Regions from separate parts of the Homo sapiens genome. Here region 2 is linked to region 1. A link is a loop called in an ENCODE intact Hi-C map of the cell type or tissue named here. Cell type or tissue: psoas muscle. All regions are shown on one strand. Links, peaks and the distances in the headings refer to the core of each region. The heading gives the core; the rest is flanking DNA. Region 1 overlaps RALY (RALY heterogeneous nuclear ribonucleoprotein). Region 2 has its middle 76 kb from the start of RALY.

Region 1 (15,805 bases), core at 8,129-13,128:
AGCTGTCCATCCTGGGAGTATTCCTGTCTATGCTTACGTGGCACATGTCAGGTAACAGAGCATGTTATCTCCTTTGACCCTCACAACAACCTGTGTTACAGGGATTTTTATCCCCATTTTACAGGTGGGGAACTGTGAACCTCAGAAAAGTCAAGTGCCTTTCCAGGTCATACAGCTAGTAGACACGGGATTCAGGCCCCAGCGCTCTACAGGCAAGGAGAAATCCAAAGCTAATAAGCCCCCATTACTATTTTAACTTAGAGCTATGCCTGTTGTGGTAGGAGTTAAGCCTCCCTGTCATACAGGTTGGGAGATGAGAACAGGATGCACTACCACGGCACAGCCTTCTGCACCCTTACTCAGCCACAGAATGTAGGAGTTCCATCAGAGATACCAAATAGTGAGCAACTGAGGGCTTCTTGAAATATCAGCCCTTGGGGCCCTGTTGCCCAGCAGGGGAGCCCAATCTGCTCTAGAGGGTCCTCAAAGCACAAGGAGGCCTTGGTGGGAACCTTTGCTTAGCGTCCTCTTCCACCTAATTTCTCAAGTTGTATTCCTTATGAGCTCTGGCAGCTGCATTGTTCCATATGCTCATTTATTTATTCATTCAGCACTTAATAAGTACCTACTCTTGTCTTTCCTTTTATGTTCAAGGCACATTTCCAAATACTAGAGTTTTGGTGAGACACTTGAAGAGACTTTATCGCATCCACCGTGATAGTATTTTTTTCCTTGATCACAGTTCAGCTCTAGGTTAATATTCCATTAGAACTGACCACCTTCTCTTTTATACTCACATGGAAAAGTTATTGCAGGTTCCAACAACAACAATAATAATTGAGGTTGAGCATCCGTAAGTTGAAAATCCAAAATTCTCCAAAATTGGAAACTTTCTGAGTGCCAACATCACATTCAAAGGAAACGCTCATTGGAGCATTTCAGATTAGGGATGCTCAGCCAGTTAAGTATCTGCAGATATTCCAAAATCTATAATCTGAAATGCTTCTTGTCCCAAGCATTTGGATAAGGAATACTTAACCTGTAGCAGCAGGAGCTAATATATTCGCATGCTTTCTGATGTGCTGGACACTATTCTGAATGCTTACATGAATTATTTTATCCTCTAACAACCCTAGAGATATGTATTGCTATTTCCATCTTACAGGTAAGATAGACACTTCCCAAAAGGTCATGTCAGCCAGTTCAGTAACAGAGTGAAGGCATTTGGTTTCAGGTATCTCCTGACGACATTCCATGTCCTGTCACACAGGAGTAAGGATTCAGGCTTTGGCTCCTGCTTGATGTCAAGCCATGTATTTAACTCCTACACACAGCAAGCTTTACCTCTCTGTATACTGTGTCATATGACCCACTCAGCTCTGAGTTATGCTGAAAGAAAACACTACATAAGCTCAAAGCAAAAAGCAGTTTTGTACACTGATGAAAATTTGACGACGCACATGGAAGATTGAAGGTGCACTAATTGTGCCTTTGAGCACTGGTTAAGAGCTACTCAATTTGCCCAGTCATAGTCTTAGGTAAGTACAGTAGCATTCAGGAATGAATCTGGTGTCCATTCCTCTCAGCTCCCTAGATGGAGAGAGAAGACTGGTTTGTAAACAGCCATGATAAAAGACAGAAAATGAGAAAACCTTTTCTTCTCCCTTTGACCTTCCTGGCTGGTTTCCTGGTGTTTGTCAAAGTATGGAGAGAGGGTCTGGAATACCAGACTCTTCAGGAATATACCCCCAGGCTTCAGGAAAGTGGTTCCAGCCCCCCATTAAGCCTAGATTGTCTTCCCTTGCAGGATGTAGCATGACGTAGAGCAGAGACCAAGATAAAGCACCATTAGAAGTGTTTGGTGGCAAGTCCTTAGTCTCCCTATCCCCTTCTCTCTTAAGAGAGAGACAAGAAAAGGAAAAAAATTGGATAGTTTTTTGTAAATTAGTCTGACACCAATGTCTAAAAACAATCAGGCTGAAGGACTTGGAAAGAAATGAAGTAAACTTCATGTTTTCTTTGCTTTGGTTTCATAGAAGTTCACAGTTGGGCAAGAGTGGCTTAGAGCTGTGTTACTCAAAGTGAAGTTTAAAAAGCAAAACAAAAGAAAAAAACTGGTTCTTCACCACAAATAGTTTTGAGAAGTACTGACTTATTTAGTTAGTGTGACAGTGTGAAAAATAACCTAAGTCTTTTGATTATGAGATTAATAATACCTGCCTCAGAGTACTGTTTTGGGGATTATTTGATGGTAAATAATATTTTGAGTACTTAAGATTGGCCTACTGCTATGCACTGTATGTGTATTATTTAATCTTCTCCACAATTCTGTAGTAAGTTTTCTGAAACTTTGGATAGGTTATAGGACTTGCCAGAGGTCAAAGGTGTGGTAAGTAAGCAAGTAGGTAGAATTTGAATGGGAGTTATGTGGCATGTTCTGTGTAAGGAGCCTGTTCCACATGAGGGCTCCCTTGTCACTGTACTTTCTCTGTATCACTAATGGTAAAGATCTGCTTTCTTTTTCTATCACTGACCCTAACTTACTTTGTTACCTTGGGCAAGTCCCTTTCTCTGAGACTTAATTTTTCTTATTTACCCTCAAGGATATGCCACATGACCTAGGTTTTTATTCCCTAGATCATGCAGCATATCCTAGGAACCAGGGACTTTATTCATCTCTGGTTCCACAGCACCTAGCTAGATAGGCCTGGCATATCCTAGGAACCAGGGACTTTATTCATCTCTGGTTCCACAGCACCTAGCTAGATAGGCCTGGCATATAATGAGTATTCAGTACTGAGGCCATTGGTTACTCTAGAGGATCTGTAAGGCTCCTTTTACTCTCTACTTTCTCTGAACATCCTACATACTTTATTCTCTGCCTTCCCCACCCTTCCTCAACATCATATTTTCTACCTAGTTCATAGGACAGCATGACCTTATTTCCTTATGTCTGCCTGTCATAAGCAGTCTTGATCCTGCATACTTTCAGACAGCCCACATGATACCTATGTTTTTATTTGTCTGTGAAATGTGACTAGGATAAACCACCAGGGATAACACAAATTAAGGGGTAGAAGGGGCCTGCTCACAAAATCAGAAGAACACTCTTATTCCATTCCTACCCAGTTGGGCCTGGGCCTATGGCAGCCCTGCCAGGCCTGAGTAATGGCCATAGCCTGGAGCAGGGTTTTCCTTGAGCTCCATCGGGGTTTCCAGTAATTGGAACATGGCACCTTCCAACTTGTAATGGATGGCAAAACAAGAGGGGCATTTGTCACTGCCTGACTTCCCTGTGGGAAAGAGGCTCATAAGTCACAGCTGACAAACCCTTTGATGACTTTTAAACTTCATTTACAGAACAGAATAGCTATAATCAACCAACAGCAAGCAGTGACTAATCTTGCCACATTATCAGTGTGAGGAGCCAACTCTTAAGGCATAGGAATGGGGCGGGGGCCATCCCCAAAGCTCACAGCAAGTGCTGATTGGCTCTTGGACTTGAGAGTATGCCTTCAGCTAGGCCCTGTGAGTTTATGCTCAAAGGATCAGTGTTAGGAGGTAGAGGAAGAAACTGACCTCCAGGCAGATACAGGGCATGCCCAGTTTTGAAGCCATTCTGGGCCAAGATTATGAGACCAGCTCTGGTCTCGCACATATTCATCCTACCTCTGTCATTTCCTGGCTTGAGCAAGACCAGACACCAAGCTTTGGTTTCATCGTATGTGAAATGGTCACAACATGTATCATCACTATCTCATAGCAGAAGGCTTAGTGCAGTTCCTGGGATGTAAGTACTCCACAAGTATTGATGATGGTTATCATGATCACATGTTTGGGCCTGGAGTACCTTTTGTGGTCACATGGTTTAAAACCTAGGTCATATGGCATGTCAGCAAAGCCAAGACCATTCTTCCTGTGGATGGGGGCTCAGTGGGAGCAATCTAGTGGAATGGGAATAACACAGGCTTTAGAATCAGACAAGCCCTTGGGTCTTTCGGTCCAAAGCATGCAACTTAATGTGACTGTAGACAAATTAAGCTGTTTCTGAGTCTCAGTTGTATCTGTAGAGTGCAGATGATACTACATATCTCATTAGATTGTGATCAGGATTACAAGAGATTATGCCTGTAAAGCTTTCAACTCAGTGCCTGGTATAAAGTTCTACATATTAAATTGTATGTTCCCTTTTTGTTCTCCCTCAAGGCAAGAATAAGTATGCATCTATCCAGGGAAGCAGGAGACAGCAGTGAAGACATTCTTGTATTTCAAACTTCTATTTCCAGCTCTATGTACAGGAGGAAGAGGAGAATAAGGGGATCAAAGAGGAGAAAGGGATACATTTTGTATATTGTTCCTCCCTCCTGCCAGGCCTCTTCTGGTGTCACTACCCAATGGGAATTCCTCTTAAACACTCTCCCTTTTGGTAGAGCCTTCCGTGCTGCTCCTACCCCTTCTCTGATCTCTCAGACTACTTTGCTTGGGGAGTAGACCATCTCAGGGCACGTGTGCCTTGTGGCCATGGTAGATGTCGCCTGCTGGATTGGGATTTGCTTGAGGTCCCAGACCAACCGCTGGATAAATAAATAAATAAATGATTGGTTAGTTAGTTATTTGATAATACCTGGCCCATAATTAGCTCCGTGTTTGGATATTTATAATTACAATCAGATGGATAAGTCTGTGTTTGGATGACTTATTTGGCAAAAAATAAAGAGGTTGACAATCATTTGTAGGTCTTCAATTCTAACTCAGTATCGGGGATTATAGGCATAAGTTACCTACCCATCCCTCCTTAACTTGTCCCCTTCCTGGAACTATGAAGGGGAGCTTGTCGCAGATGGTAAGCCTCAGCCTAAGGCCACAGACAAGAGTAGAGTTAGTGTTCAAGATGCAGGGAGGGTGGGATTATATACCCAGAGCATGCTATGGGGAGATAACTGAGGCCTGCCTTCTGTTTCTGCTTTGGGGTATCCTCTCAGGGCCCATTAGATATGGATACCAATGTCAGTAGTATAGGACCGCGCAGTACAGTTGAGGGGTGAGAATGACTCAGCAAAGCTGGAACCCCTCTTGGCTGGTGGTTCCGTCCTCTCCCAGCCCCATTCAGTAGTGGTTTGACAGGAATGGGGCAGGGACACCTTTGTGAAGTTTCTAGGTTTGGTTGCAGATACTAGGACAAGGGAGAGCATGCATAGGCTCCCTACTCCCTACCCCCAACTCCCTTACTCTCAGGCAAAGTGTGATGCACAGGGAGATGACATAGTAAAGAACATACCATCTTAGGGCTGGGATGTGGAGGAGCTAGAGTGCCAGGCTAGGTTCATCTGTTTTCATAGAGCATTTGGGTTATCCAGTTTCTTAATACCTGCTAGTCCCACCCATTATACTAGCACTTTACTCATATTATCTCCAGTTCTTATCCTAATTCTGGGAGGTTGGTATAATTTCCGTTTTGCAGTTGAGGACTCTGAGGCCCAGCAAGTGAAAGGATATGGCCACAGTTACAGTTTCAAGTGATAGGTCTCGGATTGGAACTCAGTCCTGTCGGACTCTAGGGCCTGAGCTATTTTTGCTATTTCATGTGCATTTGTCCTTTGTTACTAAGAAATCGTTTTTAAAAAACAGGTTCCCAGAGAGGGGGCTTCTTGAAAAGCAAGTAGAGCAGAAGACTGGTGAGCACGGTGTTTCCCAGCATCTCCACAGTGCCAGCACAGAGGAGGACACTCAAGAAATGTTTGTTAAGTGAGTGAAGGAGATAGGAAGTGGGTAATAATAGAAATTGGCATAATCCATATTCTTTGATAGTACATTACAGATGCAACAGAGCGCTTTCACATCAATTAGCCTATTTGATTCTTGTATCAGACCTGAAAGGTAATCAGGGAAGAGATTATTTCTGTTTTCGGATTAAAGACAAGAAGGCCTAGGGAAGTTAAATGACTTGTTGCAGGTCACATGACTAAGAACAGCAGAGCCAAGGCCAAGCCTTCTGGACCTGTAGCCTGCACTGCTTACACTTCACCCATCCAGGAGCTTTTGCTGTTTGACATGCAGGGAGCTGACTCATGAGAGTGGGAATGGTCAGGAACTAAAGAGCATTCCTTGGGAAATTAGTCCTGTCTGGCCAGTAACAATCATTTGGGCACTGCTAATGAACCAGGGCTTGGCCAGTTTAATGAGATTAATAGATGTTCTGTCATCCCTGGCCGCCTGGTAAAAGCAGGAGCCTCTGGACCAAGGAGGCCCTGGACACTGATGAGTCTAATTGCTTGACTTTCTCCAGAAATAGTCTTCCCATCACTAGTAGCTGTTTTCCTTCTGAACCACCCGGATGTCCCCAGGGTTATCTAAGGGCAGAGAGCTGGCCACAGGCTGCTGTGACCCTCATCCCCATGCAGGAGAATAAGGCCAGAGGGGTCCAGCAGGACTGAACCAAGACAGAGACTATAAATAGCATTGGGGGCATCAAGACCTAAAGCAGCAGCTCCTCCCTTGAAATGAGTATTTCAGGAGGAAGAGATTTAGTGCTGGGGAGGATTTACAGAGTTCTCTGAGTGCCTGAGACTAGACTTGATCTGATAGGATTTGGAGCACATGAGGGGTGACATGGCAGAGTTTTAGAGTGTTAAGACAGCCATTGAGACAGTGGAATGGAGAGTGTCGAGTAAGAAGCCTTGATTCAGGACCCCTAGCTACACTCCCCTCACCAGCTGGTTGACCTTAAGTAAGTCACTTATCTTTGCTGATCCTCTTTTTTTTTTTTTTTTTTTCATTTATAAAATGGGGCGGGATGGGTGCAGTGGCTTATGCCTGTAATCCCAGCAGTTTGGGAAGCAAAGGAGGGTGGATCAGGAGTTCGAGACCAGCCTGACTAGCATGGTGAAACCCCGTCTCTACTAAAAATACAAAAATTAGCTGGCTGTGGTGGCGGGCACCTGTAGTACCAGCTACTCAGGAGGCTGAGGCAGAAGAATTGCTTGAACCCGGGAAGCGGAGGTTGCAGTGAGCCAAGATCGTGCCATTGTACTCCAGCCTGGGCAACAGATGTCTGGTGAGAGCCCTCTTACAGTTTCATGGACAACCATCTTTTCACTGTGTTCGCACATGATAGAAGACACAAAGTAGCTCTCTGGGCCTCTTATTTGTTTATTTTGTAGAGATGGGGTCTCATGATGTAGCCTAGGCTGGTCTCCAACTCCAGGCCTCAAAGGATCCTCCCATCTTGGCTTCCCAAAGTGCTGGGATTACTTGCGTGAGCCACTTCCTGGCCTGGGGCTCTTTTTTTTTTTAAAGGTATTAAACTCATTCTTGAGGTCTTTCCCTTCCCTTTGGGACCTCATCACTCCCAAAGCCCCACTTCCTAATACCATCACATTAGGGATTAGGTTTCAACACACAGATTTGGTGGAGGAGGCACATTCATACCATAAGAGATATAAACTGGCTTTGTTCACTAAAATTCTGTACAACTGTGAGGAATTGTAGTAGAAAAGGGAAAGGGTGAGGACCAAGGAGAGCGTGTGTGGCTGACTCAAGGTAACATAATCTTGCCAGGGAAGTCAGAACCCAAGGCATCCCTGTGCCATGTGCAATCTTGCCCCTGCAGGTGCCTGTTTTTGAGGTCCTGATTCCAGTTCTGGCTTTGCTCTATTAACCAGTTACCTTGCTTCTCTGAACCTATCTCAGTTTCCCTATGTCAAACACCTCCTCACAGGGCTGTTGTGAGGGTTAAATACTGTAATACTGTGCAGCATTCAGTAATTAGTGGCCGTCCTTTTCTTTTTTTCTTTTTTTGACGGAAAGTCTCGCTCTGTCGCCTAGGCTGGAGTGCAGTGGCGGTGATCAAACAGTTCTCCTGCCTCAGCCTCCCAAGTAGCTGGGATTACAGACATCTGCCACCATGCCCGGCTAATTTTTTTTTTTTTAAAGTAGAGACGGGGTTTCACCATGTTAGCTAGGCTGGTCCTGAACTCCTAACCTCAAGTGATCCACCTGCCTTGGCCTCCCAAAGTGCTGGGATTATGGGCGTGAGCCACTGTGCCCAGCCAGTGGCTGTTGTTACTGTGACGGCTCTCTGGGTGTCTCATTTACCCAAAGATCAGAGGTACCTTTTAGGGCTTTTCTACCTTTGCAAACCCCTGCCACTTTTCTCCATGTTCAGGCTTGTTTTTTGTTGAATTTGTTTTTGCCACATTTCTTCTACTCTTACTAGCCTGGAGAAGCAGGCCCATCCCTTTGAGCCGTAAATTGCATTTCAAAGCCTGTTTCACTAGTGGATTTTAATTAGCTTAAAAGGCCCAGCTTTTATGCAGCAATTGTTTCTCCTGCAGGTAAAGGTGAAGGCACTTATTGGGGAGCCAGTCCCCAGTTTTCTCAAACGTAGCTTTTTTCTTTTTTCTTTTTTTTTTTTTTTTGAGACACTGTGCTCTCTCCCAGCTCCTCAGTGTCCTGGGGGCCTGTCTCTTACCAGCCCCAAATGAAAAATGGAATATAAGGACCCTAGACTTAGCGTCAGAAGACCCATGGGGTAATCTTGTCTCTGCTACTCACTAGCTGTAGCATCCTGGCCAAGTTTTTACTGTGGGTAAAACTTCTCTTCTGTTCTTCCGAGTAAGAGCATTTATAAGCTCCATGTGCACACAGGTCTCTGCTCATCTGACATTGCAGAAGTCTCTAGGAATAAATTTGCTTCTCTCCTTTCCCCCAGCCACCAAGAACAATCCTTCTACCCACCTCTCCTCAGCTCATTGCTAAACCTAGGACCCCTGGGGGCTGCAGACACCTTGCTCTCAATTACACAGCTAATCTGTGAGGCAGAGCTTGGCCCAGGGCAGGAAATAGCTTACCAAGTGAAGTAGCTCCTGCTGAATGGATGTCAATATTTTCTAGGGCTGCCACTCTAAGCTAGGGGGTACCTTGAAAAGCATAGGAAGAATTGGGTGGGAGGGATTGAGTTGGTCTGTGGAAGTGGGTGTTTGGTTGAAAGATTAGAAAATGGTATCTGGGACCTCTGCCCTAGTGGTCCTAACCACTTAAGGCAGCCCACAGCTAGACCTTCTGACCACCTCCTGGGACATATGTTTAACCACTCCCTCCCTAACATTGATTGAACACTTACTGTGCCCCGAGTTTTGTCAGGCCTGCCCTATAACATTTGCAGGGCAGAGTAATAAGAGTACAAATAGAGACCCATGTACCATATGTTTAAACATTTGAAGGTTCTGAATGAAGCTAATAAATTGTGATGTTCCCAACAACCTGGAATACCATGTCTTAATTTAGAATTCTTGGACTCATTAGGATTCTGTACTTGAACCTGGCAGTTCAGGGAGACCTAGCCTGGCTCTACCTCCTTTTCATTCCCTTTCCCACCTCTATCCCTCACTTAGAGGAGCCTCATCAACATGTGTGTGGTCACTCAAGCCTTTGCACACCCCCACAGATACCTGTCTCCTTGGGCTGAGGGAGTCCACACAACTGTAGCACATCCCACTTTCCAAAGGAGTGTACAGGGCATGAAAGTGGATAGGGGGCTGTTTAGACGAGGAGCTCAAGAGGTTGGGTACCTAGCGCATGCCATAGGTGAGCATTTCTCCTTTTAACTGCAGATTTCTCACCCAGAGCAGCATTTGCAACCACATACATACACTTCCCAAGTCTCTCCTCTACAGATCAGAAAACTGATCTTCATATGCCATGGCTTCTGGCTGCCCCTCCTTGGCATTATACAGAATGTGTTCCACTGTGACCTTTACCCTCATCTAGAATGGGGTTCGCAGATGGCAGTATTGGAATAAAGAGGTGCAAGCCAGTGTAATTACAAGATCTTGTGAAGGGCTTTAGGGTTTGCAAAGTCCTTTTATGTACATCATTCCAAACCCCAAGGAATGAGAGAAAAGACTGGCAGGGCCAAACCTTAAAAACTTGGCTCACCAGTCAAGGTGAGTCCTGATCTCGTCACAATACCACGAACAGCTGTTCAGCAAATGCTTCCTGCTCAGTGGTGCTTGTGGCTCCCAGTAGAGGTCACTCTTTGTATCTCTATCCACACCCCAGGCTTGGTTGACTCCCTCTAGCCAAAGCAGGTGGCTTCTCCCTAGGCCAAAACTATAGCACTTTGAGCTGAACCACCTAGGAGAGAATCATCTGATGCCCACACAGGGGCCCTATTAACTTCTTGTATACCCGTGGATAGACAAGGAATTAACCCTTGAATGGCTTGTCATCCATGTAGGAGAGGGACTGTCAGCGAGAACTGTGAGGAATGGCAAGCCCATGGGAAAAACATGTATTGAGCATTTCCTGCCTCGTATGCACAGTGTGTTACTACCTTTGTGTCCCTCACTGCCTGATAAGTGTAGATGAGTGGAACCAAAGGCAAACTGAGTAACAAGAGTCTGTCTCTTTCCAAGTCAGTTCCAAAGCTGGCACCAGCCCCTTCATCAGTAGCAGTGATGGGACCCTCTCAGCCCCTTTCCTTTATCTGAGATAATGCACTGCTGACTCTAGTATATCCATTGGGTTCACTTTAAGCCTAACCCTGGGAGCAGTTTCTTCCCAAGTTGGGCTCACGTCCAGCCTATGATTCCCTTGTAAACAGTACCACCTGCTGGTCAGAACGTGCCAGCTTCCAGGCTGGGAGGATTTAAGAGAAAAAGAGTCTCTTATCCCCTAGTGGGATAAGAGATACAGATGTATCTTTTCCAGTTCACTGAAAAGAAGTCCCCCCAAAATATTAGGTAAATAGGTTGGCAGACTGATGAAAGTTTTTATATATGCTATTTGGAGTCTTTTATCACCTGAAATGGCCTTAAGGTTAGGTTACTGAGATAGGAGGGTTCCAAAAGGGAGTGGCATCAACCTGTACCAATGAGCAGAAGACTGGGCCGGGAACTGCCAAGGCTTAACTTGAGGCTTTTCCTACTGAAATTGAGCTTCTCTCCTTTCCCCTTTCCTCTTGGAGCCTATGCCCAGCCGTAAACTGTACGGGAAAAATTTGTACAGCCCTTTGGGGTAAAAGACCTGGCCAGAATATAGAGAGCAAAGGGTAGGTGCAGTCTCATCTCTAAGCCAAACAGAACAAAATTTGAACGAGTTAGTATTAATATGGGTAACTAAAAAATAAATTTATTAAAAATAATTCTCAGGTGAATGTGCTGACTTTCTGTGGTATCTAAATTGGCTTTAGCTCTGGGAAGCAAAATGATAAAGTTGAAAGAAATAGACTTTAGTGACAGACTGACCTGTGTTCGAATGCTCATTACTAGTAAGTTAATGAACTTGTCAATCAGTTTCTGGTAAAATATGAGTAATCATGACATTAACTTGTGGGATCTTGGGATTATTCAGTATTGTATACCACCCTTAGCCACAGCGAGTGCCTGGTGAGGCTTTGTGTTAGTCCATTCTTGCACTGTTATAAAGAAATACCTGAGACTGGGTAATTTATAATGAAAAGTTTAATTGGTTCACAGTTCTGCAGGCCGTACAGGCTTCTGCTTCTTGGGAGGCCTCAGGAAATTTACAATCATAGTGGAAGGCGACGGGGAAGTAGACACGTCTTCATATGGCCAGGGCAGGAGGAAAAGAGACAGTGGGAGGTGCTACACACGTCTAAACACCAGATCTCACGAGCAGTCACTCACTATCATGAGAGCAGCACCAAGGGGGAAATGCATGATTTCAGTCACCATGATCCAGTCACCTCCCACCAGGCCCCACCTCCAGCACTGGGGATTACAATTAGACATGAGATTTGGGCGGGGACACAAATTCAAACCATTATCGGGCTTAGCTAGCATACCCTTTTCAAAATGGTTGGTAGCAATTCAGACAGGTCTGTGTCTGGATCAGACTAAGCAGTTTTCTTTTCTTTTCTTTTTTTTTTTTAGACAGAGTCTGGCTCTGTCGCCCAGGCTGGAGTGCAGTGGCTTACTGCAACCTCCACCTCCTGGGTTCAAGCAATTTTCCTGCCTCAGCCTCCCGAGTAGCTGGGATTACAGGTACCCGCCACCACGCCTGGCTAATTTTTTGTATTTTTAGTAGAGACGGGGTTTCGCCATGTTGGCCAGGCTGGTTTCGAACTCCTGACCTTAGGTGATGCACCCGTCTCGGCCTCCAAAGTGCTGGGATTACAGTTGTGAGCCACCATGCCCGGCCCCTGCAATTTTCATCATATGGTGGTGGTCTAGAGTAAACATCACTTGCAAATACCATGTGACCATGGTTCTACATTGAAGATCTTCAAATTTAGATCCTGAATGGGATAACATTTGAGATGAGCATTAAAGGAGTAGACTCAAAAGAATTAGAGTCAAGCAGATCAGGGGGTCAGATCCCAGCCCTGCCATTCACTAACATTGTGGTCTCTCTGAATGTGAGATTTCTCCCTTGTAAAATGTTGTGGTTCTGCATATCATGTGAGTAACAAATGAGGGAATGTATGTAAAGCACCTGGCATGAGGTCAGCAGCCAATATGTGGCAACTCTTGGTAATATGACAAGAAAACAAGATGCAGGAACAGGTAGGCTGGATGCTATAAGGGTTAAGGAAGGTAAGAGGCAATTCATTTATCCAGGATATGGGCCGTGGGCAGTCCTTGAGCCCAGCCCAGGGACCCAGCTTCACCGAGGCTCTTTTTCTTCAGGTGGGCACCATGTCCTTGAAGCTTCAGGCAAGCAATGTAACCAACAAGAATGACCCCAAGTCCATCAACTCTCGAGTCTTCATTGGAAACCTCAACACAGCTCTGGTGAAGAAATCAGATGTGGAGACCATCTTCTCTAAGTATGGCCGTGTGGCCGGCTGTTCTGTGCACAAGGGCTATGCCTTTGTTCAGTACTCCAATGAGCGCCATGCCCGGGCAGCTGTGCTGGGAGAGAATGGGCGGGTGCTGGCCGGGCAGACCCTGGGTAAGCCTCTCTTCACTATATTCTCCTAGTATTCTCTAGAATAGCTGCTATCACTATCCAGTTCTCAACCCCCTTCTCTCTTTCTCTCACCGCTACCACTGCTCTGAGATTTTATAAATTTATAAGCTATGTTTAAGTTTTAAATAGTTATAAAATTAATCCCTATAGGGAAGAATTTTAGAAGCCTCTGGAAAACACTTCTGACCTGTCTCTGCTTTCTCAGAGCTTCTTAGTGACAGGCTTTACAGTTCCAGTTAAAATGCAGATTCTCCAGAGAAAGAGAACAGAGTGGCCTAGAACAGCCTGTTACACCGGGTACAGATGACTTAGGTTAGAACCCTTTCTGAGAGCGAGCAGGAGGGCCTGAGAGCACAAGGACAGTGTGAATACGCTTGGTTTTGGTGTCATGTCCATGTGATATGACTATGCTAGTGGTCTCTCTTGAAGTATGTACAGTGTTCATGCATGTGCATTTACTCCTGTGTATATGTGTATGTTTGAAAAGGGGTATCTGTATGTGTTTTTTCCTGAACAAGAAGTATATGGATTGACTGAACATGTGGAGATATGTGGACACAACCCTTGTATGTATAGATGTAGTGTGTGTGTGTGTGTGTGTGTGTGTGTGTGAGAGAGAGAACATATTTGAATGTGTCAGCAGATATACATATATTCATTTACCAGGTATTTATTGAGACCTTTTCATGTAGTAAGGACTATTCTAGGCATGAAGGTGTTTGGTAGAACATCCATGTGAATGTGCATTGGCTCATTTGCATGTGGGTAGTTGTCTATACTGAGTGTACTTGAGAATACACGTTACCTGTGTGTGAGTTTCTTACCTGGATATGTGAATGTATGTGTGAGTGTGGCTCTGTGTATGCGTTCCCATGTACCTGATGTGTTACGCATTTACATGAGTGTATTTGAGAATGCATATAGGAATATTCGACGTGTGTGTGTGGTGGGGCGGGGGGGAGGACATGTTTATGAGCATGCCTGGATGGATCTGAAAGTGTATGGACATATAAACAGGCATATCCATGTGATACCTGGATATGAATCTAATGTTTGAAGATTAGATGTATGAAGACCTTTGTTGGCACCATCAGTGAGCAGAATCCATGTGTATACCGTGTAAGCACATGAATTGCTGTGCGTGTGCATGAGGTTGATGTGTGTGGGCACACTGTCATGTTAGCATTCCAACTCTGCCTTCTCCCTCCACACAGACATCAACATGGCTGGAGAGCCTAAGCCTGACAGACCCAAGGGGCTAAAGAGAGCAGCATCTGCCATATACAGGTGGGGCTGTCTGACTGTCTGTCTGTCTGGTGGGATGACTCTCTCTTTCCACAGAGGGAGTAAATGCTGGTGTGACAGTGTGCTGAATCTAGAACTTGGGGAGGTGTCTGGAGATGAGGGCCTGTGGAAAGTGGGCTGAGTGGCCGTCCCTAAGCTCCAGCCCTCTCCCCTTTGTTTCCCCAGTGGCTACATCTTTGACTATGATTACTACCGGGACGACTTCTACGACAGGTGAGCAGGGGAGGGGCGTGCCCAGGCATGAAACAGCCAAGCTGGAAGGGTCTTGAGAGATTGTTGGTGCAGCCCACTGAGTTCTCCAAATGAGAACCAAAACCCAGAGGTTTGCCTGGGGTTGCTCCACCAGTCGGTAGCAGAGCTGAGACTGGGGTCCTGTGCTGCAGGTGCTCAGGCCAGAGCTCCTACCACCATACAACACTGTCTGCCATGCTAACTGCCCTTTTTCCTTCTTGTCCTTGGGTGAGGCTCAAGGAGACCGTACAGCCAAGAGCTATGTAAGTGTGGCTAGTTGGAATACACAACAGGGTACAGCGCTGGTTGCAGGGAGTTTGAGCCCTTCCCTCTGTGAGGTGCCCAAGCAGCTGGTAGGAGCCCCAGAGCTCAGTCTAAGCTTCTTGGGTTTATATTTAGAGACAAGAGGCCAGCAGCCATTTGGAAGTCTAATTAGTCCCTGGCGGGCTGTGGTCTACCCTGCACTCCCAAGCCCTACCCAGACTCCAGCCCAGAGGCTGTGGGCTCCCACTACAACAGCACTAGCCACATTCTTGAGTAGAAATCATGGTAGATACTAACTCAAATCTCTCCTCCTCCCTGCTTCTCTCCCTCTGTCCAGCTTAGCCCACCCCAGGCAGCCCAAGAAGAACAGTGCCTCTCTGAGCATGAGTCGTCCGCCCCCATCCCCACCCCGCCCCTGTGAGTCGTTTCAGGAGACAGTGTGGTGTAGTGGAAAGTGTCTTAGCCTGGGGGTCAGAAGATTTAGATGCTAATCTCAGCTCTGCCACTGAATGGATTATGTGATCTTGGGCAAATTCCCTTCCCAGTTTGTGAAATGGGCTTGCACCAAGTGATCTCTCCAGGCTCCTCCAGCTCTGGGATTCTGTGGTTCAGTGATTCTGACCAAGGCCAGAGCCGTTCCCTCCCCTTGGGGGCAGAAATGCAGGGTCTGGGATCGGATCCATTCCCAGAGACTCTCCATCTGCAGCCATCACCACCTCCAGGAAGGGGCTCCCTGAACAAAGGAGCCCCAAGGAATGGGGCTTTTGCCCAGTGATGGCAGGTTTCCTGGCCGTTGTCAGGAAAATTGACCCAAAGTTTACCCCCTGGGCTGCGATTCCCTGAAAAAGGTGGCAGCAACAGATGTCAGAGAGACCACTTCTCAGCCTACTGAGTTTCTGCCTGGTCAGCTGGAAAGGAAGCCCTCCTAGAGAGGGCTTGGAGATGACTTTGGTTGGGGGCAGTGCACAGCCTGGGAGCCCTGGGGGGGTCTGATTGAGCTGCCCAACCTTGATACTCTACCAAGCCCCTGGCCTTTGTCTCTGGAATGGAGCACGAAGGATGTGGTGATTAA
Region 2 (15,805 bases), core at 4,402-9,401, 150 kb before region 1:
AGGGACTGGTTCTTAATTTCTTTCTTTCTTTTTTTTTTTTTTTTTTTTTTTTGAGACAGGGTCTTGCTCTATCGCCCAGGCTGGAGGGCAATGGTGCAATCTCGGCTCACTGTAACCTCCGCCTCCCAGGTTTAAGCAATTCTCCTGCCTCAGCCTCCTGAGTAGCTGGGATTACAGGTATGTGCCACCATGCCTGGCCAATTTCTTTGCATTTTGTTTAGTAGAGATGGGGTTTCACCATGTTGGCCAGGCTGGTCTCAAACTCCTGGCCCCAAGTGATCCACTTGCTTTGGCCTCCCAAAGTGCAGAGATTATAGGCATGAGCGATCATGCGTGGCCTGGTTCTTTATTTCAAAAAGACACTCATCAGTCTTCAGTATCAAAACAGTTGCACTATTGATTTCTTTTTCTCCCAGTTGTCGTCAAAGAGGCATCAAAGGAGAGTACATTGTAAGCCAATAAGCTGCAGTTTGTACGCCTAACAGACCTCCTAGAAACTTTACCAAAAAGTGGGGATTAGGTAGGGAAAGAAACTTTAAAAGATCAGCAACCTGCCAGCCTACAGACTGTGGAGAGCTCTCACAGCCAGAGGGGGTAGCCAGGGTGCCAGAAACCCAAAGAAGCAAAGTTTCAAAATAATATGACATTTAAAAAGTTTTGTACACAAGCTATTCAAGATTTCTCACTGACTGATACAAAGCACAATGACATGGCACTTTTAGAGACAGCAGCTTCAAACCCAGAAAAGGGTGATGAGATGAGTTTCATGTGGCTAAATCAGTGGCAAAAACATAATCTTCTTTCTTTCAAGGAGGCAGGAGAGCAATCAAGTGGTCACCTCAATGTAAGGGGCACATGATCCACTCTGTAAGCGGCTGGGAATGGGGTGGAGATGGGACAGAAATTTGGTCTCAGAGGTCTCACCGTCTTAATTTGGTCACTTCTTTTTTTTTTTTTTTTTTGTCCCAGATGGAGTCTTGCTGTGTCGCCCAGGCTGAAGTGCAGTGGCGCGATCTTGGCTCACTGCAACCTCCGCCTCCCAGGTTCAAGTGATTCTCCTGCCTCAGCCTCCTGAATAGCTGGGACTGCAGACGCCCACCACCATGCCTGGCTAATTTTTGTATTTTTAGTAGAGACAGGGTTTCACCATGTTGGCCAGGCTGGTCTTGAACTCCTGACCTCAAGTGATCCGCCTGCCTCAGCCTCCCAAAGTGCTGGGATTACAGGCGTGAGCCACTGCGCCTGGCTTAATTTGGTCACTTCTAATGAAAAAACAAAAAAGTAAAAATAACTTTGTCCAAAGATATCTTAAAGCTGAAAACCTGAACAGCACATTTTTTGTTGCTGTTGTTTTTGGGCTAACTCCTGGAATCACCTTTCTGGTTTGGCTGGTACTTTGTGCAAAGCTATGATTTCCCAGAGTGGAGTCTTTCCCCGGGCTCTGTTTGGTTCTCAGTAAGGCAGGCTCATACCTTTTTCCCTTTTTTCTAGAGAAAGCAATATACAGTAAGCTAAACAGTCACCTTCCAAAAGGGAGAAAGGGATTAGATTGCTGCTTCAGAGCTGTGGAACTATTTGGAATGTTTTACAAATGGTTGCTATAAAACAACAAAAAAGGTAATTACTAAATGTATACAACACAACATGCTTTTAAAGACATTATGTGTTGCACTCACATTCGCTTAAATGTTGTTCCCAAAGGTGCTCAGCCTCTAGCGCAGCTGGAATCTCTGGGAAGAGGCAGAGACAGTTTGGCAAAAAAGACACGTGGGGGAGGTAGGGGTGGTGAAAGGAGAAAGCAGCCTTCCAGTTAAAGATCAACCCTCAGTTAAAGGGCAGCTTTGGGCAGGCTGGCCTAGTTGGAGTTGGGGTCAGAGGGAGGAGCAGTGGCAAGGTGGGACTGGGGTGCTCTGCATCTCATTCAGTTAAGCAGGTCTGGTCTGGCATCCTTTGTGTACAGAGGTGCTCCTCCTTGGTGCATTTCAGTTTATCTTCCAAGTCATCAATTGTCTCTTCCAGCTTGGCTACCGATCTCTCGGCAAACTCAGCCCGGGTCTCTGCCTCCTTGCGTTTATCAGTAAGAATCTCAGTTGCTTCCTCATATCTGTCTTCTTTTTGAGAGTCCTTTTCTTCGGCAGCACTCAGCCACTTCAGGTTCTGGTCCATCGATCTGATCTGCTCCTCCATCTCTCAGCCACAGGACTCTGCCAGCTCAGGTTGTTCCTCTCTGCGTCCCAAGTTTCCTTCAACAACCACCAACTTATGAGCCGAGCCCCATCTTCATGCTTCCTACCTATCTTCTGCAATGTGCTTAGCTTCTTTGAGTTGGATTTCCTGGAGTTTCATCTTTTTTTTTTTTTTTTTGAGACAGAGTCTCCCTCTGTCACCCACTGGAGTGCAGTGGTGCAATCTCAGCTCACTGCAACCTTTGCCCTCTGGGTTCAAGTGATTCTCCTGCCTCAGCCTCCCGGGTAGCTGGGATTACAGGTGCGCACCACCATACCCGACTAATTTTTGTATTTTTAGTAGTTTTACCGTGTTGGCCAGGCTGGTCTTGAACTCCTGACCTCAGGTGATCCACCCACTTCGGCCTCCCAAAGTGCTAGGATTACAGGCATGAGCCATCGCGCCCAGCCTTTTCTTCATCTTTTAAGGCTCGATTTTCAATAACCTTCCTACCTCTCCCACTCTCAATCAGCAGCTTTTACCACTTCTTCCAGCTTTTGCAGAGCAGTGGCCAGGCACGCCTGAGCACTGTCCAGCTCCTTTTCAACCAGCTGGATCCTATGGTTCAAGGAGGCCACCTTGGCCTCAGCCTGTTCCGGGCCCACCTTGCTCCCTCTACTCCCCGCTGGAGGCGCTTAGCTCTCTCCTCTGCATCATCTGCCTGCTGCTGCTGAACCTGGCTCTTGCGCTTTACTGCCTTGATGGTGGCGATCCCAGCCACGGTGCCCACCCAGCCCCTGCTTGTGCTCCAGGTCCTGCCTCTCCACTCAGCACTGCAGCCGTTTCTCCTACTGTCAGTTTCCCCCCCCCCCACATTCCAATAGGTAGCCTCAGTTTTAAAAAATCAGGTCAGTTGGGTCATGCCATTTCTTTGCTTCCACTTTCCAATGGCTCATATCATGCTTAGAATAAAACCCGAATCCTTATGTGGCCCATAGGGTTGGCCAGCTCCTGACAGTCCCCCTGGCCTCTTCTACTCTCCCACTCCAGCTATCCTGGTATCCGTGCTGTTGCTCAGACATGCCCAGATGCCCCACCTTGAAGCCAGTGACCTTGCGGCTTCCTTATCTTGAATGCTTATTCCTCAGGTTTTCCCATGGGCCACCTCCAGAAAAGGTGGCATCTCAAAGCTATCTCTGCGGAAGGGTCTTTGCTCCCCATCCTGTGGCCTGGTTTTATTTTCTTCACATCTTTCATCAACATGTGAAATTATCTTAGCTATTTATTATTTTTAAAATGTATTGGATCTCATTAAAATGCGTGCTTTAATTGAAGTATAATATTAAGTGTATAGCTCAATGACTTTTTTTTTTTTTGAGAAAGAGAGTTTTGATTCTGTTGCCCAGGCTGAGATGCAATAGTGCAATCTCGGCTCACTGCAACCTCTGCCTCCCAGGATCAAGTGATCATCCTGCCTCAGCCTCCGAAGTAGCTGGAATTACAAGCATGTGCCACCACGCCCGGCTAATTTTTTGTATTTAGTAGAGATGGGGTTTCACCATGTTGTCAGTCTGGTTTCGAACTCCTGACATCAGGTGATCCACCTGCCTTGGCCTCCCAAAGTGCTAGGATTACAGGCGTGAGCCACCGCACCTGGCCTCTATGACTTTTTACACATGTGTGCTTGTAACCGTTCCCCATATCTGGACATAGAAGGTTCCCAGACACCCCAGAAAGCTCCCTCATGTCTCTTCTTCTCAAAGGTAGCCACTATTCTAATTTCTATTTGGTTTCTGTCATAGATGAGTTTTGCCTGCCTTTGAGCTTCATGTAAGTGGAATCGTGTAATTTGGACACTTTTTGCCTAAATTCTTTCATTCATCATTGTCTGTGAGATACAGCCACATTTTTGCATGTGGATAAATGCAACAGCAGTTTGTTCTTTTTATATTGCTGTTGCATGGAGTACTGCATAGCAATACCCCATTGCACAGCAGTGTTCCATTGTGTCAGTATAACACAATTCATTTATTCATTCTTCTGCTGGCCGACCATGGGTTGCTTCTGACTGGTTGCTGTTGAATAACACCGCTGTGAACATTTTTACACGTCTTTCCATGGAGAGATGCACTCATTTATTTTGGATATATGCCTGAGAGTAGAATTGCTAGATCATCGAGTAGGCATATGTTTATCAGCTATTTATTCTTTTACTTGTTTATATTTTTTTCTCTTCCTGGACTGTAAGTTCCATGAAGGTAGGAAACAAACTTGTCTTGTTCACTATTGTATTCCCAGTGTGTAGCACAGTGCCCAGCACATAGTAGCTGCTTAATAAATATTTGTTAAGTAAATGAACAAACTTAAGCTACTATCAGCTCCAAGTAAGTTATGACAAAGAACCCAGGACTAGCTACAAATCCTCCTGACATTCGCCCTTCGCAAGCTGATATTTGAGAGCCCAGCTGACTCAGAAGGAGGCAGAGCTGCAGGTGCTGGGTTATTCAGCATCCTGTTATTCTTTGAAGTGGCTCCCCCTCCCTCTCTTGGCCTGCATTGTCACAGCTTGAAATATTCTTTTGATTATGAGAACATTTCCCATTAAGTGTGCATCTCCAGCTTCCCCCCACCCCCCAGTATTTATGAGCTCATAACTCCAGAATCTGTCACAATCAGTGCTGCAAAAGTGTATCTGAATGTAATGAAATAATTTGATGAGAAACGTGGCGGGGAGACAGTTGGAATTTTCTCCTGCCTTACAAACCATCCCCAGGGGACAGGTGTATATAAATCAACACCTCCCTTAATTAAGTAAAACATTTTAGGGAAAAAAACAAATTAATTACCACTTCATGGCACCACCCCAGCCGATTACCCAAATGGTTCACATTCCATAAACCTCACTTGAATTCAGAACTAATTATCACTCTTTTGGTTGGTTTATGCTTCCCAATCTACAAAGATCTGTATTAAAAGTGGGTAGTGTGGTATGGCTTTTTCACTTTACTTTCAGGATGATGTAAGCTGTCAAAAGAATCAAGAATTAAGTCTTAAAAAAAAAAAAGAGCTGAAAATGCAGGGAACGTAGAATGTGGAACATTCAGGGTAGGAAATAAACATCACCTTGGGGTGTTGCTGGGATGGTGGGGAGAAGCCTATAGAGTGCAGGATGTGTGGGGTCTTGTCCTGGCTGAGTCCCTGACTTGCTGTGAAATGTTGGGCATGAACTGGACGTCTCTGGTCTCTTATCTGGGGACCATTGTCCATTACCTGCCTGGCCCCCAGGGGGAGCCCTTGCCTCCTGCCATGTGGTCCCAACAGGGAGTGAGAATCCTGACATCTCTGAGCCTCCATTGTCCAGCCTGGCCTGATGTCTTTCCTAATTATCCTTCCTGCTGGCTCTGGCCTCCCCCTTGCCCTGTGGGCCCGATCAGTTCTCATCTTTGATCCTGCAGGGCCCCGTGGCCAGGGTAGCTGCTAATAGCTTCTCCTATTCCCAGTCCGTTCAGCTGCCTTCTGAGTGGTTCACTCCCCCAGTGGAGCAGGCTGCGCAGGCCTGGCCTTGGCTCTTTTGGACTATGTGTGGGAGTGGGAGTCTCAATGGCATCAAGCACAGTTGGCCTTGGTAGCCCCCTCCAGCTGTAAGCCTTGTAAGTCCAGAGTCCAGTGCTGGCTAAGCCAAGGCCTAACCTTCCCTTGTTTCTGCCACTTGCCCCACTTGAGTGGGTGTGTACATTGTAAGCGCTCAGTCAGTTCTCAGTCACTATCTGAATGTTAACGAAAGACATGGATAACCAGAAAGAAACAATCCAACTCTTTAAAACATTTTTAAGGCATGAATTGCACATAGTACAGTGCATAAGTTATACATGTACAACTCAGTGAATCTTTACTTTGTGTACACCTGTGTAATTCCAACCCAGGTCAAGACACAGGTCATTCCACCTCCCTAAAAGTTTCCCTTCCAGTCAACGCTCCTCAAAAATAACCATTATCCTGACTTCTATCACCATAGATTGGTTTTGTCTGTTCTTGCATTTCATATAAATGGAATCATCTGGTATCTAGCTTTCTGTGTCTGGCTTGTTTTGCCCATTCACTGAGTCTATGAGATTCATTCTTATTGCGGATAGCAGTAATTATTGAACTCTTTTTTAGACTGAAGTTTTAAAAAGTGATTACTTGAGCGATTACTGATTGTTGGTATCTAGCTTGACAGTATGTTGTCCTTTTAAAAAATAACCACATACCAAGATATTTGTGGGCCTAATACTGTCATTACCATATGTACAAAAAGAATAATTTAGCTCCTGTGAGCACTCGAGTACATTCAAATTCCAAATGGAGCAGGGATGAATTTGATTAGGAAGGTGTCTGACTACAGCCCTTCCCTCTTGAGAACCTTCCAGGGCGTTTTCTTATTGCATTAACTCCCATTTGCTGAGTGCTGTGGTTTGAATATTTGTCCCCTGCAAAACTCATGTTGAAATTTAATCACCAATGTGGCAATATTGAGAGGTAGGGCCTTTAAGAGGTGATTGGGTCATGAGGGCTCTGCCCTTATGAATGGATTAATCTATTCATGGATTCATAGGTTAGTGGATTACTGGATTATCATGGGAGTAAAACTGGTGGCTTTATAAGAAGAGGAAGAGAGGGATGAGCGTGGTGGCTTGCATCTGTAATCCCAGCACTTTGAGAGGCCGAGGATAGAGGATTGCTTGAGCCCAGGAGTTTGAGACCAGCCTGGGCAGCATAGTGAGACTTCATCTCTAATTTTTTTAAAAAAGAAGAAGAAGAAGAGGAAGAAAGACTTAAGCTAGCACGCTCAGCCCCCTCACCATGTGTGATGCCCTACACTGCCTTGGGACACTGAAGAGAGTCTCCACCAGCCAGAAGCTTCTCAGTAGATGCAAGCCCTTAACCTTGGGCTACTCAGCTTCCACACTTGTAAGAAGTCAATCCCTTTTCTTTGCAAATTACTCTGTTTCAAGTACTCTGTGATAAGCAAGAGAAAACGAACTAAGACATTGGGTTGCTAGAGAGGTTTAGTATCTTTTCTTAGGGTCATTTATTACCTGTGTAACAGGTAGGTCCTGCTGGGACCCTTTCTGAGGACTCCAGGGAGGGCATGAGGAAGTTGGAGCCTGCTCCCTCCAGGTCATGTGTGAGAGGGTGGGAATAATCTGGGTACACCCTGCAGGTTGTCTCCAAAAGGGTCAGTCACCCCCAAACCCAGGGAACATCAGTGCTGGGGCAGGTGGGGGAAGAATCAGGGTCCACTGTCTCTTGGGCTAGACCCAGGCAATGTCTGTCCCCATGGAACCCTCAGCCCTAATCCCTGCCTTCAGCCCTGAGAGCTTGTTAGCAAGAGGCTCTGATCCAGCAGGTCTGGGGTGGATCCAGGAATCTGATATTTTAAAGCTCCCCAAGTGATTCCAGGGAGTGGTCTGGAGCCAGACTGCTTGCATTTGAATTCCAGCTCTGCCTGTTATCACTGTGACCTCAGCCAAGTAACTTTGCTTCTCTTGCCTTCATTTCCTCATTCGTACAATGGGGATTATAATCGTGCTGGAAGAATAAAATGAATCAATGCATTTATGCTTGAAAAGCACTTAGAAGAGTTCCTGGCACAGAGTAAGCACTCAAAAAGAGTTGGCCACCACCGCCATCATCATCATCATCACCATCCACGGCAGCACCAATGCTTTACCAACGCTTTCACTTTACACACTGAAACTGAGAACCACAGAGGGGTGTGGACATATCCAGAGTCACACAGCAAGACACAGGTGGTACAGGGACCAGAAGCCCAGCTCCCTTTCCCCTTGGGATTGTGTTCTCTCACCCACGTGGCTGGCTAGCCATCCTGCCCAATGTCCCAGTCACATGCTGGGGGACAGGGTGGGGAAGATAGTCTACAGAGTGGGGACTTTCTGAAGGATTATATTAGGTTGGTGCAAAAGTAATCACAGTTTTTGTTTTTGCCATTACTTTTAATGGCAAAAACTGTGATTACTTTTGCACCAACCTAATAGAACTGGAAGTGTTGGCATTTGCCTTTCGCCCACCATAGCAATTCTCTATCCTCCTCCTCACCCTTGAAGGGACCAGCCAGGCCCTCTTTCCCACTTTTGGAGTAAGAGGACGGGAATGACTTGAGTCACCTCTAGATTTCTAAAGTTAGGACAAATATCATATCGCCAATGATCAAATACCACCAATTCTACCTCCACAATGTCTTTTGTATCCAAGACCTCTGCCATACCTGAGGCCTGGCCGCCATCATCGCATGCACCTGGGCGGCTGCACCAGCCCCTCCCTGGCCTCCCTGCTGCCAATCTGGCTGCTTCAATTCACTCTACATACCACCCTCCTCACCACCCCTTGGAGGGATTGTTTAAACCCCCACCCCCCCTGCTATGTATGAGTGGATAAAAATGTGATATCTACATACAATGGAACATTATTCAGCCTTTTATTTTATTTTATTTTATTTTATTTTATTTTATTTTATTTGAGGCAGGGTCTTACTCTGACACCCAGGCTGGAGTGCAGTGGCATGATCCCAGCTCATTATAGCCTCAACCTCCTGGGCTGAGGTGGTCCTCCCACCTCAGCCTCCCGAGTAGCTGGGACTACAGGCATGCACCACCAAGCCCAACTAATTTTTTTTTTGTATTTTTTTGTAGAGACAGGGTTTTACCATATTGCTTAGGCTGGTCTCGAACTCCTGGGCTCAAGAAATCCTCCTAAAGTGCTGGAATTATAGGCATGAGCCCTCACACCTGGCCTCCTTTTTTTTTTTTTTTTTTAGTCAGGGTCTCACTCTGGCACCCAGACTGGTGTATAGTGGTGCAATCATAGCTCACTGCAGCCTCGACCTCCTGGGTTCAAATGATCCCCCCACCTCAGCCTCCCAAGTAGCTGGCACCACAGGTATGCACCACCACACCCAGCTAATTTTTTACTTTTTTGTAGAGATGGGGGTCTCACTATGTTGCCTAGGCTTGTCTCAAGCTCGAGACCTCAAATGATCCTTCTGCCTCAGCTTCCCAAAGTGCTAGGATTATAGGTGTGAGCTCATGCCTGACTATTCAGCCTGTAAAAAGAAAGAAATCCTGTCTTATGCCACAAGATGGATGAACCTTGAGGATATCACGCTAAGTGAATAAGCCAGCCACCTACATGAGGGACCTAAAGTAGTCGAACTCCTAGAAACAGAAAACAGAATGGTGGCTGCCCAGGACAGGGGAAACGGGAAGTTGTTCAAGGGGGAGAGAGTTTTAGTTTCGCAAGATGAAAAAGTTGTAGAGATCTGTTGCGCAAAAAGGTAAATACACTTAATGCTACTGAACCATACACTAAAAAATGGTTAAGATGGTAAATTTTATATGTTTTTTTCTTTTCTATTTTTTTTTTTTTTTTGCATTTTTAGCAGAGGTGAGGTTTCACCATGTTGGTCAGGCTGTCTTGAACTCCTGACCTCAGGTGATCCACCTGCCTTGGCCTCCCAAAGTTCTGCGATTACAGATGTAAGCCACCATGCCCAGCCTGTTTTTTTTTTTTTGTTGTTGTTGTTGTTTGTTTGTTTGTTTTTTGAGACAGAGTCTGGCTCTGTCACCCTGGCTGGAGTGCAGTCACAGGATCTTGGCTCACTGCAACCTCCACCTCCCAGGTGCAAGCGATTCTCATGCCTCAGCCTACCCAGTAGCTGGTATTACAGGCGTGCACCACCACGCCCGGCTAATTTTTTATATTTTTGGTATAGATGGGGTTTTGCCATGTTGGCCAGACTGGTCTCAAACTCCTGACCTCAGGTGATCCGCCCGCCTCAGCCTCCCAAAGTTCTGGGATTACAGGTGTGAGCCACTGTGCCCGGCCTGTTATATGTTTTTTACCACAATTAAAAAAAAAAAAAAACACCTCCAAGTCTCCCCATCACCTTTAGGGCGAACCCAGATCCCTTGCCTAGCTTTGGAGACCTTCTGCACTGTTGCCACCCTCCCACCAGGCACTTCAAGCTACCATGTCCTCAGCCCACAGAGCTCTTCAGCTTTTCCCCGACACGGCTCACATTTGCTCACCAGTGAGTTTCTCCCTGACAGCTTTCCATCTGGAATGTTCTTCCCTCAGCTTGTCAACCTTTTGAAATCCTCATTATCCTTCAAGAACCAGCTCAAATATATCCTCCTCTGTGAAACCTTCTTTTAACCCTCTCCTTCAGGAAGAATTAATGCCCAGAGTGTGTGCCCCTGCTTTTTTTTTCTTTTTGAGACAGGGTCTCACTCTGTTGCCCAGGCTGGAGGGCAGTGGTGTGATCACGGCTCACTGCAGCCTCAATCTCCAGGGCTCAAGTGATTCTCCCACCTCAGCTTCCCCAGAAGCTGGGACTACAGGAGTGCACCATCATGCTCGGCACATTTTTGTAAATTTTTTGGTATAGATGGGGCTTTGCCATGGTGTCCAGGCTGGTCTCAAACTCCTGGGCTCAAGAGATCTGTCCACCTCTGTCTCCCAAAGTGCTGGGATTATATGTATGAGCCATTGTGTCTGGCCCCCCGTACCTTTTTTTTTTTTGAGACGGAGTCTCGCTCTGTCTCCAGGCTGCAGTGCAGTGGCGATCTTGGCTCACTGCACCCTCTGACTCCCGAGTTCAAGCGATTCTCCTGCCTCAGCCCCGCAAGTAGCTGGGACTATAGGCGCGCAGCACCACACCCAGCTAATTTTTGTATTTTTAGTAGAGACAGGGTTTCACCATGTTGGCCATGATGGTCTCGATCTCTTGACCTCATGATCTAGCCACCACGGCCTTCCAAAGTGCTGGTATTATAGGCGTGAGCCACTGCGCCCAGCCCCTATAACTGTTCACATCACCACCACCACCACCACCACTGCCTCAGCTACCATTGAATGGGGGCTTTCTACACACTGAGTACCAGGCCAAACAAGCTGTATGCATCAGTGGCTCAGTTAATCTTCATGAAAACCCACACCGTCCTCATTTTACAGACGAGAAAACTGAGACTCAGATAGGGAATGTATCATGCCCAAGATCACACAGCTAGTAAGTTGTGGCACTGAGACTTAAATCTTCCTAATTCCAGAGAAAAGCATCTGACAACTCAGTTCTGCTCCCCCACACACCTGAGTAATTGCCTTGTCCGTATAATTATTTGTTTTTCTGCCTGCCCAATTAGGGGAGGGCTGTGCCTTAACCCTTCTGGCTCTGATGCCCCATGCCTGGCCCAGGGCCTGGCACAAAGCAGATGCTCATTTTGTGGGAGTTGTTTTGGACACCTTGGAGTAAATCAGTGCCAGTGCTAGCTCCTCTAATTTCACCACTTCTATTAACCCTCCAGGAATTGGCAGGTTGGTGATCACAAAAGAAACATTCCCCAGCCGATCAATAAATAATAATGTTGGAGAATTTAAAATAAGAATCTGGATTATTAAAGTTACAAATCTTTGGTCTTTATACCTTTAATAAAACATGCGTCTATTAATAATGAATACTGGTTCTGGCCTGCTTAGGCTGAAAGGGAGAAAAAATGACCAGTGAAAAGATGCTAATATTTTTTCTCCTTACTTGTTTTGGCTGCCAAGATGCTGCATCCCTGACAAATGGCTCATCATTTAAAAAGGTTTAAAAAGTTTAACTGCACGAAAGGGAAATTGAAGATGGGTTGTTCAGCCTTGTGGGCCCTCAGTGAGGAGAGATTGTTTCTTCTTGAGACATTCTCTCTCTGGTTTTGGTGGGCCCACCTTCTGCTGGTCCTTCTCCTTGACCTCTGGTTGTCTTTCTCAGGCTCCTCATTTTTTGGTCAAACTCTATCCTGGGTTCCCTCCCCTTCCCTCCCTTTCTCTCCCTTCCCCTCCCCTTCCCTTTCCACTTAACTCCCTTACCCTGAGTGACCTCATCCACTTCTGTGACCACCAGTCATCATCTTTTGCACGAAGGAAGTCACTCAGTAGGAGAGATGATCAGAGCGGTAAACAGGGGGTCAGACCATTTGGGGCCTTATAGGCCAGGGTGAACTTTGGCTTTAACTCCAAGAATCCTGGTGCCACTGGAGGCACAGAGGATGGCATGAAACAAATCTCTTTGGAGGCTGTCATTAAAATAGACTAAAGGGTGACAAGGGCAGAATTAGGAAAACCAGTTAGGAGAATATTGCCGTAATCCAGGCAAGAGGTGATGGTAGTTTGGAATAGAGTGGAAGCAGTGAGGAGCTGAGGTTGGATACAGGATATATTTTATTTTTTTAAATTTTAATAGAGACAGAATCTCACTCTGTCACTCAGGCTGGAGTGCAGTGGCACGATCCTGGCTCACTGCAGCCTTGAACTCCTGGGCTCAAGTGATCCTCCCACCTCAGCCTCCCCAGTAGTTGGGACTACAAGTATGTGCCACCGTCCCCAGCTCCAGGATATATTTTAAAGGTAGAGGTGATAGGATTTGCTGAGGGATTGGAGTGGGGTGTGAAAAAAAAAAGGGAGAGGGTTGTCTCCAGGGTTTTTGGTCTGAGCAACTAAAAGATGAGTGTTTTCATTTTCTGAGATGAGGAGGCCTGTGGGTAGAGAAGCTTTGATGATAAGGAGTTGAGTCTTGGATGTGTGTTGTCTGAGATACCTGTTGGATATCTAAGAAGAGACATCAGATTGACAATTGGACATATGGGTCTAGAGTTCAGGAGAAAGGTCCAGGTTAGAGGTATAAATTTAGGCATCATGATCATAGATGTGGTATTTAAAGTCATGAAGCTAGATGAGATTGCCAGTGGAGGTGTATGGCAGAGTGTGAAAAAGGACTGGACTCATGACTTTCCTATGTTTTAAGGTTGGAGAGATGAGGAAGAATCAACAAAGAAGAATGTGAAGAGGCCAGTGAGCTAGGAGTAAAACTAAGAAAGTAAAGGATCCTAGAAGTCAAACGAAGAAAGAGTTTCAAGAGGGGGAATGTCATTATGTATGTCAAGTACGGAAAATGGGTTAAATAAGGTAAGGACTGAGGACTGACCATTGGATCTAGCAACATGGAGGTCATTGGTGATCTTGATGAGGGCATTTAACCTCACTTTGGGCCACTTGATGGTGAAGGTAAAAAGGAAAGCCAGTAGATTCCATAACTCTCATTATTGTCCAGAAGGAAATCTACCAGTTGTTCAAGACACCCCAACTTGTCCTGGGAGCTTGTCATTTGAGTTCTTCAAAGGAGGCATTGAATAATACAGCTGACTCTTGCACAACACAGGTTTGAACTGCATGGGCCCTCTTATATGTGGATTTTTTTTCTACCAAATGCAGATTGAAAATACAATATTCACAGGATGCCAAGTATGCATATATGCAGGGCTGACTTTTCCTATGCGGGTTCCTCAGGGTTGACTTCAGGACATGAGTTTGTGTGGATTTTGGTGTGCGCAAGGGAGGGAAAGTATCCTGGAACCAATTTCCCACATCTACTGAGGGATGACTGCATAATGAATATTGTCAGCAAGAGTTTTATAGCAGAGCCATAGGTCAACGTTTTACTCCCAGGATATAAGCGGTGCTGTGGGAAGCATGGAGTGGGAGAGATTGTCATGTTGAGTATTTATCACTCCACTGATGCATGGAGTGTTCCATCCAGTTTGAGACTGGGCTCTGCCTCCTGGAGAAGCGACAGCAGCCAGGTGCCACTCTCATGGAGACCAAGAGTTAGTGGCCTATGTGGAGGGCCACAAGGCCGCCCTGTTACACAACTCCAGGCAACACATCTACATCATGGTCTATGTGAAATGAGCTTCCTGGTGTTGTGCAGTGCACAAACTGCGCTGCTGTACGAAACAGGCCTGATGTGACAAGAGGCAGCTAAGGGTATCCCCAGAACTCCCAGAGGGATACTGGGACACTGTTGTCTGAAGAAGGGAAAGTAAGTGATGGAAGGCAAAACAAAAGATGCTCACATCCTAACACGAAGGACAAATTCCAGATGGAAATAAGGCACATGCTCTCTTTATTCTTTAATCCCCCAAACTTCAAAAGGAATTTTATTGTTTTCTTCCTGCCATCAAATCTGTGACTTGTTTTAGGGGAAGGACAAGGTACGTGTGTGTGTGCGCGTGCATGTGTGATGGGGTGCGGGGTTATATAGCCTCTACCCTTCTCTCCTTTCTCTCCAAAATTCCTAACTGGGAGGATTTTTCTAGTCATTGGAGGAAAGGTGTTTGGGAATATATTAATTAGAGCAAGCCTAAGCCGCTGTAATAAAGAGGTCACAAAATACAGTGGCTTGAAGAAAAGAGAAGTTTATCCCTCTCATGTAACAGCCTCAAGGTTAAGTAGTGCAGGGTGGGGAGATGGCTCTGTTCCACATGATCACTCAGGTATCAAAGATCCTTTCATCTTGTTTCTCTGTATCCTTCATGGTGTTATCTTCATCCCCATTGTCAGAACTTGGTCACCGCACATCTATGTTCAGGGAAGGAGAAAGAATGTTAGGAAAAAGGTGCCCCATCCCTTCTGTTCATATGCCATTGGTGACAACTTAACCATGTGGCCACACTGGCCACAAAGAAGCCTGGGATGTGTTGTTGCTAGCTGGGGAATCAGCATTTGTTCAGTTTAAGCTCTATTACTGTGGAAAAAACTTAGAATGGGTTAAAGTAAGTAACTGGCAAAAACTGGTTCTTTTTGCTCTCATCTCTTTTCTAAGCATTTTTATCTCTCAAATTTAGAAATGGAAAATTTGGGCCAGGTGCAGTGATTCACGCCTGTAATCCTAGCACTTTGGAAGGCCGAGGCAGGAGGATTGCTTGAGGCCAGGAGTTTGAGACCAGCCTGGGCAACAAAGTGAGACCCCATCTCTCCAAAATAACCTTAAAAAATTAGCCAGGCTTGGTGGCACATACCTGTGGTCCCAACTATTCAGAAGGCTGAGGCGAGAGAATCACTTGAGCACAGGAGTTTGAGGTCGTAGTGAGCTATCATTGCACCACTGTACTCCAGCCTGGATGACAGAGTGGGAACCTGTCTCTAAGAAGAAAAGAAAGGAAAGAAAGAGACAGCGAGAAAGCAAGGAAGGAAGGAAGGAAGGGAGGGAGGGAGGGAAAGGGAAAGGGAAAGGAAAGGAAAAAGGAAAGAAAGATACTGAAAATTTGAAGATTCTTTCCGTGGGTCCCTTTCTGACCATTTGACCTAGGTACATGTGCCAGCCCTGTGTATCCATTCCAGTCATAATGTGGAGGGTCCTGGGGTTAAAAGGTATATGAAAAAGAGTCTTATCAGTCAAGCTCGCATGTCAACCCACAATAATGACCGTAACAATGAATAACAACAATTATAATTATTAACATGTTTAGTTTACACATAGATGTATCACTTATAATGCTCTGTAATTTATTTTTAGTAATATGTACATGACTTTTCCATAAGTCAAAAGTCTTGAAGGACTGACTTTCTAGGGAGAAGAAGTGACTCACTTTGCCTGGAGAGCTGGGAAAGAGGAGCCACTGAGATGGGCTTTGAGAGGATGACTAGGAATCCCCAGAGAGAAAAAAGAGAGCAAATGGAATTTTACGAATGAGAAATGTTAATAGCATGTATGAACTCTAGCATGTACTTTCAGTAAAACAAAATTTTTCTTTTTTTCTGTTTT

The links. Peaks named below come from ENCODE experiments on the same cell type or tissue, not always from the same donor. Only the 100,000 strongest peaks of a DNase experiment are listed, where the experiment ranks them.
Region 2: a loop joins it to region 1, with 8 times the contacts of the local background. A loop is called at or near these places in 21 of 110 quality-filtered maps.

The regions. Positions count from the first base shown.
Region 1 is chr20:34,059,416-34,075,220 of GRCh38, forward strand. It overlaps RALY (RALY heterogeneous nuclear ribonucleoprotein), which reads left to right. Exons shown (of 10, transcript NM_016732.3): 3 at 12,651-12,915; 4 at 14,148-14,220; 5 at 14,404-14,451. The coding sequence starts at 12,660. Among named protein-coding and RNA genes, the nearest start is that of MIR4755, 18 kb to the left of the region's middle. In psoas muscle, for the core only: CTCF peaks have their summits at 9,980 (motif pointing right) and 10,629 (motif pointing left); a DNase peak (open chromatin) is centred at 10,596; H3K27ac peaks cover 1,927 bases.
Region 2 is chr20:33,910,410-33,926,214 of GRCh38, forward strand. It overlaps the pseudogene TPM3P2. Among named protein-coding and RNA genes, the nearest start is that of RALY, 76 kb to the right of the region's middle. RefSeq lists a silencer at 9,689-9,888. In psoas muscle, for the core only: a CTCF peak has its summit at 5,458 (motif pointing right); a DNase peak (open chromatin) is centred at 5,462.